Linked DNA regions of Homo sapiens: all the other regions are linked to region 3. The links are chromatin loops, found by intact Hi-C in ENCODE. Cell type or tissue: CD14-positive monocyte. All regions are shown on one strand.

The links. A loop is a pair of places that touch in the nucleus more often than their neighbours do. Peaks named below come from ENCODE experiments on the same cell type or tissue, not always from the same donor. Only the 100,000 strongest peaks of a DNase experiment are listed, where the experiment ranks them.
Region 1: a loop joins it to region 3, with 3 times the contacts of the local background. A loop is called at or near these places in 3 of 110 quality-filtered maps.
Region 2: a loop joins it to region 3, with 2.8 times the contacts of the local background. A loop is called at or near these places in 7 of 110 quality-filtered maps.

What each region holds. Positions count from the first base shown.
Region 1 is chr1:56,524,687-56,527,186 of GRCh38, reverse strand. The region is part of intron 2 of PLPP3 (phospholipid phosphatase 3); the gene reads left to right. Among named protein-coding and RNA genes, the nearest start is that of PLPP3, 54 kb to the left of the region's middle. RefSeq lists an enhancer at 1,177-1,456. In CD14-positive monocyte, no CTCF peak of the experiment used is centred here; DNase peaks (open chromatin) are centred at 226 and 1,486; H3K27ac peaks cover 661 bases; H3K27me3 peaks cover 977 bases.
Region 2 is chr1:56,472,019-56,474,518 of GRCh38, reverse strand. The region is part of intron 1 of LOC124904185 (a long non-coding RNA gene); the gene reads left to right. Among named protein-coding and RNA genes, the nearest start is that of LINC01767, 58 kb to the right of the region's middle. In CD14-positive monocyte, no CTCF peak of the experiment used is centred here; a DNase peak (open chromatin) is centred at 1,458; H3K4me3 peaks cover 821 bases.
Region 3 is chr1:56,424,415-56,426,914 of GRCh38, reverse strand. All of the region lies in intron 1 of LOC124904185 (a long non-coding RNA gene), which reads left to right. Among named protein-coding and RNA genes, the nearest start is that of LINC01767, 11 kb to the right of the region's middle. In CD14-positive monocyte, no CTCF peak of the experiment used is centred here; DNase peaks (open chromatin) are centred at 1,504 and 1,964; H3K4me3 peaks cover 1,681 bases; H3K27ac peaks cover 1,983 bases.

The DNA of each region.
Region 1 (2,500 bases), 100 kb before region 3:
AGACTGTGACACTAAAAATGGAAGTTTTAGAGATGGGACATTAGAGCTGAAAAGAATCCCTGAATTGTAATCAAACCCCGTCTCCCTAAAGTAACTGGAGCAGAAAGGTGACTCATCTGAGATTAATCAGTAAATTCATAAAAGAGATGCTAATTTGCATTGGAAACTCACATGTTCTTTCTCAGCATCAAACAGGAAATCGTGTTGACTGATCCTCAGGCCACACCTGCTTAGAAACAGTTCCTTAATCTGTAGCAGTGTCTGGTTCAGGGAACCAGAGAGCAATCTGAGGTCAGGGATTTTATCTGGGGCCTTGGTTCTGCTCCCTGCTTCTGGTGTCATCTCTGAGCAAGTAACTTTCCTCTGCCATTGCTTATTACCTGTGCTTGGTTGGCAGGCTAGTGGTGGATGGTGGACGTAGCCCAGGAAAGTTGAGAATAAATGTCATTGCAGTTATGAAGTCATAAATCAGAGTCTAGCACCCTCGTTTTGCAAATGCAGAAACCAATTTATCCCAAATTCACTAAACAAGTAGGGACTTGAACCTCGGCTACTTGACTCCTAGTTCAGTGCTCTTCCTCCTGCATAAAAAATCTCATATGACTTATAAATAAGGAAGAATAAAAAAGATTAAGAGAACATGATTGTGGTAATAAACATCTGGAACTTGTTTGCCTGTGAGGTTACATAGGGTAAATGTATAAACAGGTTCAAAAGGGGAATTAGATCATGAATGGTAGGAAAGAATGCTGGGCAGGGAGTCAGTGCACCTGGGTTTAATCTTTAGATGGGAGCTAATTTGGACCTAAGTTTCTTCTAAATATAATGGTCCCTTTCATTAATGACTTGCCATGCTTCCTGGAGTTTAATCTCTGCAACGTGTTATCAAAGCATTCTTGGTAATGTTGAGGGGATACTTCCAATTTTGTAATAAGGCAACTCTGAGGACTACCGTCCTGCTCCCTTTCCTTCATTTGTTCCTTCAACTGATAGTCTTTGAGCATCTATGCAGGGTCCCATACTAGTTTTGCTCTCTCAGGAAACGGCTATGCCAAGATGCTGGCTAGAGTGGCCTTTGCCTATGTTCCTCTAATACAGAATTGTACTCAATATGTTCTGGGAAAACAAAATGTAGCTCTTATATATAAAGCATTTATGAACACAGAGTCACTGTGTCAATGTTGGCAGTGATAATAGCTGTTCTCACTGCTGCACCTGTTTGTCCCTGGGCCCAGCTGGTGTTTCCTTCCTACGTGGTCGTCCTCCCCCAGACTTTGGAGCCCTTGAGGACCTTGATCAGACCTCATGCCTTGATGCTTTCCTCCACTGTAAAAGAATATTGGGAGCCTTTGCAAAGGAGTGTCCGGATATGCCAGACTATTGCTTCCCTTGTGGCTGTGCACATGCTCTCTTCCCTCTGAAAGGGCAAGTGTAACTCATCATCCTGCCCTGGGAGGAAGTGTGAAGGGACTTTTGTGGTGAGTGATGAGTTGACCATCACTGTCTCTGGGCTGTGGTTACAAGCAGGAAGTGGCCATGGCTGGGCTGTGGAGTTAAGACAAAGGCAGCAGGGTGTGTGGTTGTGCACATCATAGGCATTTACCTTACAGAACATCAGCTGTCCCCCATCCTTAATGTAAATGATGTCACTATATCTATCTTGAGCATCAGGATTTCGTGACATAAAGAATATAAAAGCAATGTCTGGTATATAATAGGTAATCAGTAATTGGTGGATTATTTTCAGTAGTGATAAATCTCCTCTAAGCATCATATCATAGATACAGTATGAAAATCAAGAAAGATTTGAGAAGGATCGTCAGGCTCAGAGAAGACAGCACAGGCTGACTGGAGGAAATTCACAAACACTGAAGGGCATCGTACTACAAGTTTCTTAGTTGTTAGACTGGTATTCTATTCATCACACTCTGCTTCTAAAAAGTAAAAGCATCACTTTCTGTGATCCAGGTCATTTCCCATTCATGTTATCCTATTTGAACCAACAACTGCAAAGGTGAGCAGCCTCCTTTTATGGAGCAGAAGGCCAAAGCTTGGAGGATGTAGATTATTGCTGAAGGATACCAGATTGGTGGCAGAGTCTGAATTCCCCAGGACTTAACCATGGTGTGTCCAGCTCTTCTTACAGAAACTCTCACCATGGCCAATGTCAGCACAAGGCTGAGGCCCTTACTAGAGTCAGGTCATTGTTGGTGATCCTTTACCCCAAATCTCAGAATCTCGAGATTTGCTCAGACCCTGTGACATCATAGCTACCCTTTACCTTGTCGTTGATTCTTCATTTAGTATTTCTTTTCTATAGTTAAGTTCTTGTCTCTCCCTTAAAAAAAAAGATACACACACACACACACACACACACACATACACATATATACATATAAATATATTTGGTTGTATATTTTTGTTGTTACAAAGGGGCTTAAAACACCCAACTATATTAGCGCTTTGATCTTTTCTTCTGTGCATATTTGTGTCTGTATAT
Region 2 (2,500 bases), 48 kb before region 3:
GGAAGGAAGATTTCCACTATGGAAGAAAGCTCTAGACTAGATTTCAGGAGGTTTAGGGGACTCAAGCCAGCTGTGCCGCTTACTGGCCGTTTGACTCTGGAAAAGTCAGTTCACCTCTCTACGCTTCACTCATCATTCATTCATTTACTCTGTCATTCAATAAACATTTCTTGAACCCCTCCTGTGGGCCTGGCATGGTACTGATGCCTGAGAACTTCTAACCAGACAGCCCCTGCCGTGGAAGAACTCACCGCCTTGAGAGGGAAACAGACAAGTCCAGAGATTGTGAGTGGACTCCAAACTATTTTGGGCTGTGAACAAAAACCCCCAGAGGAACTTGTCAACAGGACCACAGTTAACTCTGTTGGAGCCTTTGTGAAAATTTGAAAAAGGCACCCCTTTTTGTGGGTGACTATAGCTCCATGGCAGGATGCCCAGCTTGGCAAGCAGAGCACAAGTGGAGATTTTTCACCCTTAGTTGTCCCCTAGGCTGGTTGCTCTTGCCTGGTGAGGCATCTGTAGCCCAGAATGTCAAGATTGAGACATAAAGGTCCAATAGAGGCTAAGTTGGAGGAGCCCACTTCAGGCTGAGGAAAAAAACTCATGCAGAAACTTCAGGCTTGGGGAGGAGTTTCTCACACTTGGGCACCTGGATGCGGTTCAGTGTGATCACAGTCAGTGGCATATGGGAAAAGTGAAGAGAGATGAGATTAGGAAGATTGGCAAGGGCTGTTTATTACTCATTCGTTAAATAAATAGATATTGAACATCATTCCAAGTTGAGTGTTGTAAACACTAGGGAAATAGCAGTGAACAAAATAGACAAAATCTTGTGCCCTTGAAAGTCTCACATTCTGGTGAGATCCTGATGGGCCTCCACCTATAGAAGGGCATATTAATTTCTGCCCAGTGTTCCTTGTAACATTGTGTGAGTCCCCAAATGAGATAATGCGTGTAAAAGCCCTCTGAGAACTGGGAACATCTGGATTATTCTTATGAATAATCACTTTTAACTTTAATCTGTGTGACCAACACTAATGCCTAAGAATTTGGAAGCCTGTTCTTGACACCAGGCACCTACCTGACCCTTCCTTCTGGGAAGAAGACACTTTTGGTCGTGATGCTGCAGGAACTGTCTGGGTCAGCTGAGATGGCTGGCTGGCCCCTGACTTCCCTGGCCTGTTTAGGAATCTACCAGCACATCCTCAGGGTATGGTACCTGTAGTGGTTAAAGGCTCTTTCTCTTCTGAGTGAAATACAGATGGAGACAAGACAGTCACTGAAAAATTATGAGCAAAAGAGAAGCTCTCTCTATGGGGTAAAAGTGGGTTGAGGGACTTCAAGAAGCCTTGTCGGGTTGTTTCCAGGTTAGGCACTGGGTCTGGCTTGATCGGTAGGTCTGATTCAGGTGAAAGGCTGGTTTCTAGGCATGGGGAACTTGGCCTCCCCCTTACTGTGAAACTTTGGGCAAACCACTTCCCCTTTCTGGACTCTAGCTCCTTCCTCTGTTAACCAGGAGGTTGCACATATTTGAACTTTAACAACAGAGCCTTTTGAACTCTCCTATAAAACCCTAGTTTATAAACTAGATTAAAGCAGTGGTGCTGTGGTTGAAGCGAGGATGGGGACCCAAGGTTCTCCTTCTTCTGCCTCCACCTTGTCCTGCCTCCTGCTCTCAGGACTTCTGTCTCCACCAGATATTGCCCTGGAGTCACTGAGAAATTTCTTATAAAACAAATGGATTAGATCGTTTTTTTTCTCTCTCTAATTGAGTTCCTTGGGCCTCCAGGCTCAGGGTAGGGGTGAGGGCAATTTAAAAGTTCTGCGGTAATTTGTATAAATTTGTGTTTACATTGAAATGATTATCCAAACCTCTTCTCATTCAATATAAAACAATCGGAATTATTTAAGGACCCTTCCCCTCGATTTCCATTTATAGACATGAGGTTTCAGCAGTCCTGTTTGAATTTGTGTTTATGGCTCTAGCAGCACCACGAAAACATCTGGAGTATTAGCATTTAACTTTCCATGTGGTGTGTTTCCCAAATTGGGAAATTAGAGAGTTTTTTTTTTCTTTAAAAGGAATGAATTTGTTAGGAGACAATGGCATAAACAAGATAGGAATTTATTTCTCTCTCAAATAAAAAGTCGAGGTAGGTGATCCAGAGCTAGAACGATGGCTCCACAATCATCAAGACCCCTGCTCTTTCCCTCATGTTGCTCTGTAGTGCTCAACACTTGACTTCCACCTTGTGATCCAAGACTGCAGCTCCAGCTCCTGCCATCAAGTCTGCATTCCATCCAGCAGGAAGGAGGAAAGGGGGAGAGCCTACTGTTTTCTTTCAGGGACAGAAGTTGCCCAAATCACTTCTTTTCACATCCTATAATTTGGTCATATGGCTACACCTAGCTGCAAGAAATCTCTTTAGCTGCAAAGTCTTGCGACCAACTAAAAATTCTATCACTATGTAAAAGAAGAGAACAGATAAAGGGGGCAAAT
Region 3 (2,500 bases):
CCATTTATTCACAGCTTTCTATGTGCCAAGTACTCTGCCAAGCCCTTTACATTCATTTCTCCAATTTACTCCTAATAACAACCCTATGAAGAAGGTGCTTGCTATCCTGTCCATTTTACAGATGGGCAAACTGAGACTCAGAAATGGGCAGTGACTTTCCCAAGGTCTTAGAACTTGTATGGGCTAGTGTTGAGATTTAACTCTAATGTCAGGGCTCCTAGCAACTGTTCTGTATGCCCCCTGTGCAGACCACCTCCTATGCTAGTGAGGTTCCATTTCAGTTGCATCTTGAAGGGTAAGTATGAGTCTGCTGGGCAAATTGGCTGCCGTCAGCATGATGGTGGGAGGAATTGTAGAGTGTGACGATATGGTTTGGAGGTTGCAAAAAGGCATCTTAGACAAAAGGAGACAACATGGGCAAAGAAACGGGTTGAAAACAGCATTGTGTCTAGGGCAAACAAATGGAAGATGATTTCTTCTCACCCATCTTAGTAGAGAAATTCTACAGGGGATCTGTAACCCTGACGATCCGTTGCAATCAGAACCTTTGGGTGACTGTTGAGTCTTTAGACATCATACAGGAAAATCTTGGTGGAAAGAAAAATTATAGCTGGCCCTTGTGGATTTTGTAGTTTTGGGCCAGGAAGACTAAAAACAATCTCAATTCTGGTCTCAGGAAGAGGAGTGAGAGTATGGGTCTGCCCAGTGGCTGAGTGGGTAGGTGAACTGGCTGGGTTAGCTGCTGCTGTTGGGGAGGGGGAGTTTCTATTTCTTTCTCTCCCCTTCAGATCTTTCTCCTTGCTTTTCACATACCCATCTTTCTCCTTGCTTTCCACATATACTGACTGAACATTACCTGTGTGTCTAGTTTGGCGCTGTGGTAGATACATGGATAAAGTAGGTCTGACCCCTGCTCTCAAAGTATCTACAGTCTAGGAGGGAAAATGGAATATTTTGATAGATATGCTCATTGATATGCTAATATTGACAGATATGTTAATATCTATGGATATGTTCCATTTCCCCTCCTAGACTGTAGATAATCATCAGAGGGTTGCATCATTTACAAAGTGCATTTAGTTGGATATACATATTTAGGAACCCATGTGTGGCCAGGTGTGGGAAAGCAGAGATAAATGTTGCAGAATCCCTGTTTCCGAGAAGCCGAATTATAGGAGAGGAACTCCTGAAGCAGAGTGTTATGGGGGAAGCATGTGAAAGGCACCGAGGAGCACTGAGGAAGGAGGGGAGGAGTTAGGGAAGCCACAGACATGTTTCATCCTTAAAGCCAGGCCTTTATCCTGCCAGAGACAATCCCATTCATGTTTCATTTTGATGGTCTTTGAAGAAATAAAATTTGGATTGATTATTTCAGAATCCTTCATGACTGTGAAATCCATATGATGAGCTCCATTTTTCCATTGAAGGAACAGAGGCCCAGAGCAGTGAAGTGACTCACTCAAGGTCAAACAGCTGGCACATGGCCAAGCTGGGCTAACCAGGTCTTTTGACTCATGTTCTTTCTGAGACGGCCCACTGCCTCTACAAGGGAGAGAGTGACAAGTGCCTTGTGCCCATGCACCATCTACTTTTAGCTCTTTCCTTGGACCAAGGCCCAGAAAGTGCCCCGTTGTGTCACATCTGTTCAAGCCTGTGGGTGATCTGTGGGCTCTGGCTTAATCCGGTAGAAGGATTTAGTAACATAGGTTGCCTGGCCTCTCAGTGGGAGAGCTGGTTAATCTCCCACAATCCTTGTTGTTCCAGCTCCTTCCCTTAGTTACGCTGATTGGACTGAGGCTTGGAGCCCCATTTTGGGGTCTTTGAAAAGTGAATGGCAGCAGTCACTCTGAAGGTTTCCCTGAAGATGCATTGAGATTCAGGGCTTAAATGGGGCACAGGGTAAAGCTGCCTTGTCCCAGGCAGTGAGGCATACAAAAGTGGGTGGGGTTCTCTGAAGCAGTTGCAAAAAAAGGGAAGGAAAGGGCATCCACACTGACTGAGTTAGCACATTGTGCATAGCATAGCAAATTTACATACATTTGAGAGGAAACATTCACCGCCAAAGGACATGAAGATTTTGCAGTAAGCTTCAAAGACTCGTCTTGATGATATAGTCACTTCCTTGTCATTTTTTTCTGCTAGAATAGCAATCTCCTTAAAATGATGTAGGTGAAAGCATCCTGTTCCATGCCCACCTGGAAGCCCCTCTCTCGTGTTTCACAGATGGATGGGAGGAAAGTGGTGCAGAGATGTCAAGCAAGATCACAGAATTAATCATTGCAGAAGAGACTTGAATTTAGGGCTTGGACTCCAGGACAGCATGTGGGACAAACGGAACACTTCTAAGGCCACTGAGCCCTTAGGAGGAGGGTAGAGTTGGGGGGTTCATGCCCAATACATGGGCATGTTTGCTGAATGCATACAATCCAGATGAGATGGGTGGGGGCAAAGAGACTGCTTGGCCCAGTGCTAGGCTCTGTGGTCAGGTGCTCACAGAGAC